2 separate regions of the Homo sapiens genome follow, and region 1 is linked to region 2. Evidence: chromatin contacts called from ENCODE Hi-C or POLR2A ChIA-PET data. All regions are on one chromosome and are shown on one strand. The core of a region is the stretch at or near the end of the contact, and the rest is flanking DNA. Distances in the headings are between cores, read along the strand shown.

Region 1 (5,291 bases), core at 1,798-4,297, 47 kb after region 2:
AAAAGTACTCTGGTCCAACTTGTGTGTCACATTTCCTATCTTGGAACTTTCTCACTTGATATCTACTCCCTGATCATTTTGTCATCTGTTAATCCCTTTTTCCTTTATTGACCCCTTCCACCCAACCTCCTCCTCATTCAGGGTTATAATTGTTTAAGACAAGCCTATTGCTTTGTGGTTATAGGCTGCTCAGATCAAGTACTGCTCAGATCAGGTAGCTATTTAACCTGTTTGAGAGTTGTCTAGAATGGATGGAGCCAGCACTTGATTGCTTGGTTAAGAAACAAAAATATTAAGGCCTCGGGAGGTTGCTACCAACACTCCCTTGGGCCACTGGCCATACTCATCTGTTTTGTGTACTAACAACTCTTACAAGAGGAAAAAAACCATTACAGCTCCTTTGTTACTCTGGAGTTGCTAAGAGCAGATCTGTTTGAAAGAAAGTGTGCCATTGACATTTTTCCCTAAACGTTTTAAAAAATAGTATTAGAAAATGCTGCTGAATTTTGTCTTTTAACAGCTCATAAAATCTAGGAATAAAATTATTTTTTAATATATTAAAATACATAGTGTATATAAGCAACAGGTGACTCATAAATGTGATTCTTCCAGTAAAATTGTGTTTTATACAGATGTATAGAAATTTGGTGTTGAGATCTACTTCAGTACTTGAATTTTCAAATTAAAAAAAAGGCCAAGAGAGGTTAAATGTCTTGCCCTGGTTATATAGCTTATGGCAACGAAACAAAACCAAACAAACCCTACACCCTTGGCGGGGCTTGGGGAAAGCAGAATAACAGCAGAGGACTTTGTCAGAAATTAGGTGGGAAGAGAGAAGACAGTAACAAGGCAATTTTACAAATTTAATCTCAATTTCACTTCACATTTACGCTTTAGCTAAGATGGGCTGAAATTTTTCAAATAAACTAAAAAAGGCAGGTGTATGTGTGTGCAAGATACATCAGAGGAAGGCAAGTTTACATAATAATTTCTTATCCTAATATAATGAAATTCAGGTTTCAGATTGACTGGATCTATTTCCCCACTTGGAAAGATCCTTCCCCGAAAGCAGGTTTATAAATTGCAGTTCTTCAGACGACTCATCCTATTCACTGATTACATGATGAGAATTGAAAACACACAGAGATTACTAGCTATGTGTCCCAGGCAAGATGGCTACCTCACGTGTAAGGTAAGTTTAAAAACAGCACACCTGGCCGGGCTCAGTGGCTCACGTCTGTAATCCCAGCACTTTGGGAGGCTGAGGTGGGTGGATCACCTGAGGTCAGGAGTTCGAGACCAGCCTGGCCAACAAGGTGAAACCCCATCTCTACTAAAAATACAAAAATTAGCCAGGCGTGGGAGCGCATGCCTTGTAGTCCCAGCTGAGGCTGAGGCAGGAGAATCGCTTGAACCAGGAGGCAGAGGTTGCAGTGAGCCAAGATCGTGCCACTGCACTCCAGCCTGGGCGACAGAGCAAGACTCCATCTCAAAAAAAAAAAAAAAAAAAACAGCACACCTGCTTCTCAGGTGCAGTTTGGATCACATGTTCTCTCAACGCTCTTGCCATTTTAATTTGGTGAAATGCTGTGTTCAACTAGATCTCAACTTTGCTGAAGCACTGGCCTGCCTGGGACCATGGCCTAATGTGGCCCATTGCAAAACACAATTTTGTTGATGTCTCATTTTAAAATTCATGCCAAAAATCATTTTATTTCAAATTGTTCATTGCTGGGTTTAATATAAAAATGTTGTTTTATTGTTCTTAACTCCCTAAATCTTTAAGCAAAATGGATGCTCGGGAAATTTGTTTCTCCTGAGGCTGCGTGTAACCCCGGCATCTTATTCCCCATGGGTTTGGAGGAATGCGTGGAGGAATGTGTGTGTGTATGTGTGGACAGCATCTTAAGAAATAAGGTGATCATTATAGAGTCATCTTCTTCAAATTTGTATAAGTTTTCTAGATAATGTGTAGTACAGCCTTCTGCTTAAGGATTATTGCAGTAACATAAGCCAGGCACAGTGGCTCACGCCTGTAATCCCAGCACTTTGGGAGGCCGAGGCAGGCGGATCATGAGGTCAGGAGATCGAGACCATCCTGGCTAACACGGTGAAACCCCGTCTCTACCAAAAATACAAAAAATTAGCCGGACGTGGTGGCAGGCGCCTGTAGTCCCAGCTACTCAGGAGGCTGAGGCAGGAGAATGGCATGAACCCAGGAGGCAGAGCTTGCAGTGAGCCGAGATCGTGCCATTGCACTCCAGCCTGGGCGACAGGGCAAGACTCCGTCTCAAAAAAAAAAAAAAAAGGATTATTGCAGTAACAGAAGAAGATGTGTTTCCGGAGCTTTGTATCCAGAAAATGCATGTGGGAAGATTATATGGAAAATGAAGATAATGAGTTTTAAAATAATACACAAAGTTACGGTACCAGAAAAGCAGTTAAATACCGTACAAAGTAATGAGAAACATGCTGAAAACAGTCTTGAGGAAGGCTAAAATTGTGGTTCCATACGTTGACTGACTGAATGAATATGGTTAAGGCAGTTGTTCTCAACCGGGGTTTTACTCTCCAGGCTCATGCAGAGTGGCCTCTTTGGGTCCTGTAATGGTCCTGTTCTTAACCACCACCGCTAGCTGGGGCCTGGGGTGGAAGAGTCTTATCCTAATCGGTCCCCAGACGGGGAGAGGGCAGTGCTTGTTTCCTAGCCACTCTGAAAGGCTGAAAGCTGTTAAGGAGGCTTAGTGTCATTTCAAGCAGTCTTCCTTGCCTCTGTGAGTAGTTTTTCCATATTTATGCTTAAAACAAACAGAGGAAGCTTTTCATTCCAATAATGAAATAAAAGGCTAAATTCAAGGTAACAAACGTTTTAGTGGGAAAGATTGTCAAGGATAACAAACCAACAAAGGGAAATATCTCTTATTAGCTCTTTTCTTCTTTTGATTAGAGAAAAAAGCCAAAGAACTACTTTTGGGGCTTTAAGTGGCTAGTGGACTACCCCAGAGGACACAAAGAAAGAGGGTTCTCAGTGTTTCTAGGGCACTTCCTGTTTTCTTTGAACTTGTGTGAGAATGTGAACTGTGGTGAGAGGCAGCTTTGAAATGTGACCAAAAAAAAAAAAAAAAAGACTGGTTTTAGTGTAGTTTATTTATTTTCTTTCAAAGCATTTGTGTTAATGAGTTGGATGGTAAGAGGTGATTAACATTCCAGATCAGTAGATTTCAGAAATGTCTTCCAACAGTGAAAATAACTTGTGTTAATCCTCCGAGCTTTCACCTTCACTTAGGCTGACTGAGGGGTGGGAAACAGCTTTGGAATCTTTACTGAGGACCAAGCAAATTTACAGTTTGAAAGTCAATCCTATTTAATTTTCCAACTTCTCCAGAATATTGTTTCCATTTAGCTTCTTGAGAGCATTTCTGGAGGGATTGCTATGTGCTAGGTACCGTGGGGGGTAACAGTTGTGAAGATGTGTGGCACAATTCCTGCATTCAAAGTGCATATGGTATAGCAGAGGAGAGAATCATAAAAATCTTACAGCAAAACGATAAGAAGCCTCATGAGGCCTATAGGAGCAGAAGGGAGCATTGGTTCTAGATGCTTGAGTATATAATTTTCCATAAATGGGGACAGTGCACAGGAGGAGCAGCACTTCAGGGATGAGAAAGCAGAAGCACAGGGTTTCTGTGATAATTCCTATAGGGAAGGGGGCTGGACCGTAGTATATATTGGTGCGGGTGGAGGGAGATGTGCTGGGAAACAGCCTGCGGGCATTGACAGCTGAGGTGAGGAATTGGACTACTTTCTATAGATGATAGCCAAGGAGAGTTTCTGAGTTGATGAGCCATCAGATCAGATCTGGCTTTTAGGGGTGAATCTGTCTGCACTGAGGCTATGGTGGGCGGAGAGGAGGATGAAGAGGTAGAGGTTCTAACAAAAGCATTGTGGGCACTTTCAGCATCGCACTCCAGACATCTTTGGCCTTGGATTAATAATTTATAAGTAATATATTCAATTTAAAAATTAATGTCAACTTTTGTGGTTACATTCCCCTTCTATCCTCTGAGTTTTCTTTTGTCATGCTGAAACCTATACTCCATTAGAATTATCCTTCTTAAATCTAGTCTCATCTTCCCAATTTAGCTTTTAAACTTTGGGTAACATTTACATTTTTTTGTCGTCTATTTTCTGCTCATTGGCTAAGGAGCCTTTTTCCTGCCCTGAGAATATAAGATTCATTGCAATTAAAGAGCCTAGTGGTTTAATGTGATTATTCTTTCTTGTTTTTCTGAGAAGTATCCTTGTGTTTTGTGGACCAGTCAATCCTGACTTTGATCTCTAGGGACAATACACTGTGAGTATTTATTTCAGGAAGGACACTGATCCTAGATATTCACTTAGAGGATGAATTTTCCTTATACCAAGGAAAATTGTAAGGTAGAATTTTTTTTTTTTTTTTTTTTTGAGACGGAGTTTCACTCTTGTTGCCCAGGCTGAAGTACAATGGCGCGATCTCGGCTCACTGCAACCTCCGGCTCCCAGGTTCAAGCGATTCTCCTGCCTCAGCCTCCCGAGTAGTTGGGATTACAAGCATGCACCACCATGCCCGGCTAATTTTTTGTATTTTTAGTAGAGATGGGGGTTTCTCCATATTGGTCAGGCTGGGCTCGAACTCCTAACCTCAGGTGATCTGCCAAGCCCAGTCTCCCAAAGTGCTGGGATTACAAGTGTGAGCCACAGCGCCCAGCCTGTATGATAGAAATTAAACTGATTACCCTTGTGAACTGAATGAGAACCTCCAAATTCTCATTCAATACAAGCATGAGTAGGACCTAGACATCTTATCTTGCTGAAATCTGGCAAGGCATACGGGCTGCCTGGTATACAATATATAGGATGCTCCCTCCCACCCCAGCCAAGATGGCATGATGCACTTACTTGTCCTTCTCTGGGAAGATAATGAACAGTGACGGCAGATTTCTCAAGGGTCCCTTATGATGGAGTTGCAATTCCCCATTCTTTTCCCCTTCTCAGAAATTTCTGAAACTCATTTAGTTAAAAGATTAAAGAAACACATTGCAAAGGGACTTGAAGTAATTGGGACCCGACTCACCTTCCTGATATAAATAACTAGAAGTAGACAAAATATGTGAAACAACTACTCTCAGAAATTGGACAACAGACAGTGCAGGGCCTTGATCCCCAAGAGAAAGATAAATAGCAAGGAACTGCACAAAATGTTTCGAGGAAGCTGTATTAATTAGGTAGGGCTATCATAACAAAATACCACC
Region 2 (5,702 bases), core at 1,299-3,798:
AAGTTAATAGACTGACTGTGCCACCTTAAAACTCGTATGTTGAAGCCCTAACCTCCAACGTGGTGGTATTGGGAGATGGGCCTTTTGGAAGGTAAGTGTGTTTGAATGAGGTGAAGAGGTTGGGGACTTCGTGATGGGATTATTGTCCTTACAAGAAAAGACACCAGAGAGCTTGTTCTGTCTCTTTGGGCCATGTGAAGACATGGTGAGAAAGCAGCCAGCTGTAAGCCAGAGAGTCCTCACCAGAACCTAACCATGCTGGTGATATCCTCATCTCAGACTTCTAACCTCCAGAACTGTGAGAAAATAAACTTCTTTGTTTAAACCACCTAGTCTGGTATTTTGTTACGGCAGCCTGAGCAGACCAATATAGATTGTATAAATTTCAGTTTGTTTAAAAGGACAGGCCGGGTGTGGTGGCTCACGCCTATAATCCCAGCACTTTGGGAGGCAGAGGCGGGCGGATCACAAGGTCAGGAGATCGAGACCATCCTGGCTAACACAGTGAAACCCCGTCTCTACTAAAAATACAAAAAATTAGCCGGGCGTGGTGGCGGGTGCCTGTAGTCCCAGCTACTCGGGAGGCTGAGGCAGGAGAATGGCCTGAACCCGGGAGGCGGAGCTTGCAGTGAGCCGAGATCGTGCCACTGCACTCCAGCCTGGGCAACAGAGCGAGACTCCGTCTCAAGAAAAAAAAAAAAAAAAAAAAAAAGTAAAGGACAACTAATGAATCAAGGAAGACTTTATGGGAAAAAGTAAGATTTAACATGCTCTAAATAGAAAAATGGTTTGCTTTTTTTTTTTAAGGTTTAACGTGTTTATCATGGTTGGCAGCTAAGTAGAGGAAGAGCCAAGTCCAGAATCTAACATTTGGACTTCCCCTCATTTAAACAGTGGCGTTTTGCCACGTTGCCCAGACTGGTCTCAAACTCCTCAGCTCAAACAATCTGCCCACCTCGTCCTCCCAAGATGCTGGGATTACAGTCATGAGCCACTGCAGCCAGCCTACATTTTTAAATGGTTGGAAAATCAAAAGATTATTTGATGACATGTGAAAATGGTATAAAACTGTGAAATCTATTGTCCATAAGTAAAGTTTTCTTTGAACACATCCATGCTCACTCGTTAACTTATTTTCCATGGCTGCTTTCATGCTGCAACTGCAGAGTTGAGTATTTCCAACAGGTCATGTTTTTGCAATGCCTAAAACATATACTCTCTGGCATTTTACAGAAAAATATTGCTAATTCCTTTGTATTCTGTAGAAGAATACAAAATAACATGGAAATAACCACATAATTATGTTGCTTCTTGTATTCTCCACTATATAAACTCCTAGAAGTGGAATTCTTGAGTCATGTCACATTAGAAAATTTAGGCCAGGCACTAATTTAGGCTCATGCCTGTAATCCCAGCACTTTATAAGACTGAGGCTGGAGGATCACTTGAGCCCAGAAGATTGAGGCTGCAGAGAGCCATGATCATGCCACTACACTCCAGCCTGGGTGACAGAGAAAGACCCTGCCTCCAAAACAACAACAAAATGTAAATACTTTTTGTTGTTACTATTATCATCATCATCTTTATTTTACTTGCTGATTTTCTCCTTCACTATGTTTGGGGTTTTTTTACTCAATTTATTTTCACATTTGGTACTGTTATTACTCTGAGACTGTTGTTTTTATTTAGTGGAAGCATAATCAAGTTAAGTGAATCAGATGTGACTCCGCAATTGGCATTTTAACATCTAAATTTGGGACAGAGTCTTGCTCTGTTACCCAGGCTGGAGTGCAGTGGCTCGATCTCAGCTCACTGCAACCTCTGCCTCCTGGGCTCAAGCAATTCTCGCGCCTCAGCCTCCGAGTAGCTGAGATTACGGGCATGCACCACCACGCCTGGCTAATTTTTGTATTTTTAGTAGTAGAGACGGGATTTCACCATGTTGGCCAGGCTGGTCTCCAACTTCTGGCCTCAAGTGATCCGCCTGCCTCGGCCTCCCAAGCTTTGGGATTACAGGCATGAGCCACTGCTCCTGGCCTTAAACTTTGTTTAAAAAAAGAAATAAAGCAATGGGCCAGATTGGTTTTGACACAGATTGAACAATTTAAACATTTATTGCTCAAAAGATTAATGAAGATCATGGGCCACTAATCTGCTTCAGACAAACTGTTAAACCAGTTTTTAAAAAACTAAATTGAACATTTTCTGAATTTATACCCCTTGCCAAGTAAAAAATAATACACATACATTCCAAAATAAATTTAATATCAGAAATTCTGTGATGTTTATGTTGCAATCCAAAAAGGTGAAAAGGTAAGATGTTGAGTTTTCCAAAAGTAAATTATAAGGTGAGCATTTTATCCTTGGCTTTTCAGCTCTCTATGGAAAGATACAATCCATTAATAGTCATAGACCTGCTGACTGTCTGTAACCCCTGCGTCAGATCAGTGGTAAGTCATAGGCCCAGCCATAACATTACACCTCTTCAGGGACAGCTTAGCCCTGTAGAGTCGATGAGGTTAAGTGGCAGGCGTGGACACGGCGGCAGTTGTGAAGAGCTGCTTACACCAAAGCCTTGCCCGGAATGCAGGGCTGATTGCCTGCTCACAGTTGGTCTTGTGACTGACAAGTGTCCTGTTAGTGTCGTTGTAGGATGACAGGGGCCTCACAATTTCCAAAAAAAATTATTCTGTAGGGGAGGAGCATTTTTCTACTCTTCAGGACTTTGAGGAGGTCTACATCATCTGAGGCTCAGTACTGTCTTTGGAAAGCAGTTTGCAGGACTGCAACCAGAGGAAATGCTTCAACCATTTGTTCTCTGCACCTGGGGGAAGAAAGTCTTTGCCCTGAAGTGTGATAGCCAGTGATCTAATCAGCTACAGTTATGTGCCACATAAAGACGTTTTTGTCACTGACAAACTGCAAATATGATAGTGGTCCCATAAGCTTATAATGGAGCCGAAAAATTCCTATCTCCCAGTGGCATGATAGCCTTGTAATGCCCTAGCACAACATATTACTCACTTGTTTGTAGTGATGCTGTTTGTAAACAAACCTGTGCTGCCAGTCCTATAAAAGTCTAGCACTTACAATTATGTACAGTACATAATACTGGATAATTATAAATGACTGTTCCTGGTTTATGTATTTACTATACTATACTTGTTATTTTAGAGTGTACCCCTACTTTAGAAAGTTAACTGTAAAACAGCCTCAGGCATGCCCTTCAGGAGGAGTTCCAGAAGGCACTGTTACTGTAGGATATGACAGCTCCATGTGTGTTATTGCCCCTGAACACCTTCCAGTGAGACAAGATGTGGAAGTGAAGACAGTGATATTGATGATCCTGATCAATAGCCCCTACATGGCTGGGGCTAATGTATGGGTTTGTGTCTTTAAAAGTTAAAAAAAAAAAAATTAGAGGAAAGCTTTTAGAGCAAGGATATAAAGAAAAAATATTTTCGTACAGCTGTATAATGTGTGTGAATGTGTTTTTTGGTTTTTGTTTTGAAACAGGGTCTCATTCTGTCACCCAGACTGGAGGGCAGTGGCACAATCTTGGCTCACTGCAACCTCTGCCTCCCAAGCTCAAGGGATCCTCCCAACTCAGGCTCCCAAGTACCTGGGACTACAGGCATGCACCACCGCACTCAGCTAATTTTTTTACTTTTTGTAGAGACGAGGTCTCACTATGTTGCTCAGGCTGGTCTTGAACTCCTGGGCTCAAGGGATCATCCCACCTCAGCCCCCCAAAATGTTGGGATTATAGGCTTGTTCTGGCCAACGTATGTTTTAAGCTAAGTGATATTGTGAGTCAAAAAGTTATATAAAATTAAAAGTTTATAAATTTAAAAAGTTACAGTAAGCTAAGGTTAATTGATTATTAAAACAAGAAAAATATTTTTAGCATAGCCTAAGTGTACAGTGTTTATAAAGTCCATAGTAGTGTACACTAATGCCCCTGGCCTTCATGTTCACTGACCACTCACTCACTGACTTGCCCAGAGCAACTTCCAGTCCCACAAACTCCATTCAAGTTAAGTACCCTATATGGGTGTACCATTTTTTATCTTTTATGCCATATTTTTACTGTACCTTTTCTACGTTTACATATGTTTAGATAGACAAATATTTACCACTGCTTACAGTATCAATACAGTAACATATTGTATTGCTTAGGAGCAATAGGCTATACCATCTAAGTTTATGTAAGTACACTGTATGTTCACACAGTGAGGAAATCGCCTAGTGACACATTTCTCAGAACCTATCCCTGTTAAGTGACACACGGCTGTTCTTGAGCTGCTGCTTCATAGGCCACTCCCTCCCTCTGTAATGCTCTGTTTTGTTCTTGGAATCTCTCGAGTACTTCACATCTCCAAACTTCATTTCACCGCGGGTATATTGTGGAAATTATAGGTAAACCAATTAGTATGAATCCATCTACTTTCTGTTTTCTAGAGTTTTTAATACAGTTTCTGAACCACTGGTCCTTCTTTCCTGGAGGTATTGCAGTTTCTGGACCACTGGTCCTTCTTTCTTTTCAGTGTTGCCACAAAATTATTGCTTGTACCACTTTCCTGTCATGTCACTCAGATCCTAAGAAGGGGGAGGCAGATGCATGTGCTTAGTCTGTTGTCTTAAATTGGAAGTCAGACAAGCACACTTCTAAAGGTTTTTTGTATTTGATAATATATGTATACATTTTGAGACTGGGTCTTGCCTTGTTGCCTAGGCTGGAGTGCAGTGACATGATCACGGCTCACTGCTCAAGTGATCCCCCACCTCAGCCTCCCCAGTAGCTGGGACTACAGGCATGCACCACCATGCCCAGCTAATTTTTGTATTTTTTGTAGAGACAGGATTTCGCCATGTTGCCCAAGCTGGTGTCAAACTCCTGGGCTCAAGCAATCCACCGATCTCAGCCTCCTGAAGTGCTAGGAGTACAGGCATGAGTCACTACATCCAGCATATATATATACACACGTATATGTGTGTATATATATGTATATGTATATATATGTGTATATATATGTGTATGTATATGTGTGTGTGTATATATATATATATATATATATATATATATTAAAAACATGAATGTAAAAATTAAAAGCATTTTACTTGGTTCACCTAAACCAATTCCTCATACGGACACTAGAGGGTTCTAAGGATCTGGAGTATGGGGAAATTAATGAGGAATTCAAAATTTTAGAACATAACTGGAAAATATGTTCACTCACTTAAAACTTGCCATTTTAGTAGCCTGGATTACTGCTATTTATTTATTTATTTGGAGACAGGGTCTTACTCTGCTGTCTAGTCTGTCTTTTCTCATTGTCAAACTTAACCCTCTTTAGACTTTTGCCATCAGACTTATTCCCACCCTCCTGCTAAACTTGTTCTGTAATAGTGGTCTCTTATTGGTGCAAATGAATCATATTCCAACAGTTTGTTTAGAAGTCAACCATTTGCAGAGAGGACTATGTTTTCCCATTGAAAGAATATTATAAATTGTCATTGGTGTTGAGGTGAGCATTGGTGAAAACCTTAAATGCAAAAACTGGGTATAGGCTCATTAAAAAAAAAAAAAAGTTGAAAATCACTTAAATTTTCAAGAGAATGAGAAGCCACAGAAAATATTTGCAAAAGATGTATCTGATAAAGAGGTATTATCCAAAATATACAAAGAAATCTTAAAACTC

The links. Hi-C counts contacts between places; a loop is a spot of excess contacts on that map. ChIA-PET counts read pairs that join two places held with the same protein, here RNA polymerase II (POLR2A). Pooled maps may share reads with other maps.
Region 1: POLR2A ChIA-PET joins it to region 2 with 25 read pairs in activated T-cell. The contact joins two enhancer-like sites. A Hi-C loop is called at or near these places in 1 of 50 pooled maps. POLR2A ChIA-PET finds 5 or more read pairs at or near these places in 6 of 52 experiments (GM12878, T-cell, activated B cell and 3 more).

Annotation. Positions count from the first base shown.
Region 1 is chr3:150,632,629-150,637,919 of GRCh38, forward strand. No RefSeq gene overlaps it. Among named protein-coding and RNA genes, the nearest start is that of SELENOT, 32 kb to the left of the region's middle. RefSeq lists a silencer at 2,494-2,788. Within about 2 kb of position 3,048, at least 3 of the 41 ENCODE cell types and tissues checked have a DNase peak (open chromatin) inside an H3K27ac peak, as active enhancers do.
Region 2 is chr3:150,585,689-150,591,390 of GRCh38, forward strand. All of the region lies in intron 1 of LOC124900547 (a long non-coding RNA gene), which reads right to left. It overlaps EIF2A (eukaryotic translation initiation factor 2A), which reads left to right. Exons shown (of 14, transcript NM_032025.5): 14 at 1-328. Among named protein-coding and RNA genes, the nearest start is that of SELENOT, 15 kb to the right of the region's middle. Within about 2 kb of position 2,549, at least 4 of the 41 ENCODE cell types and tissues checked have a DNase peak (open chromatin) inside an H3K27ac peak, as active enhancers do.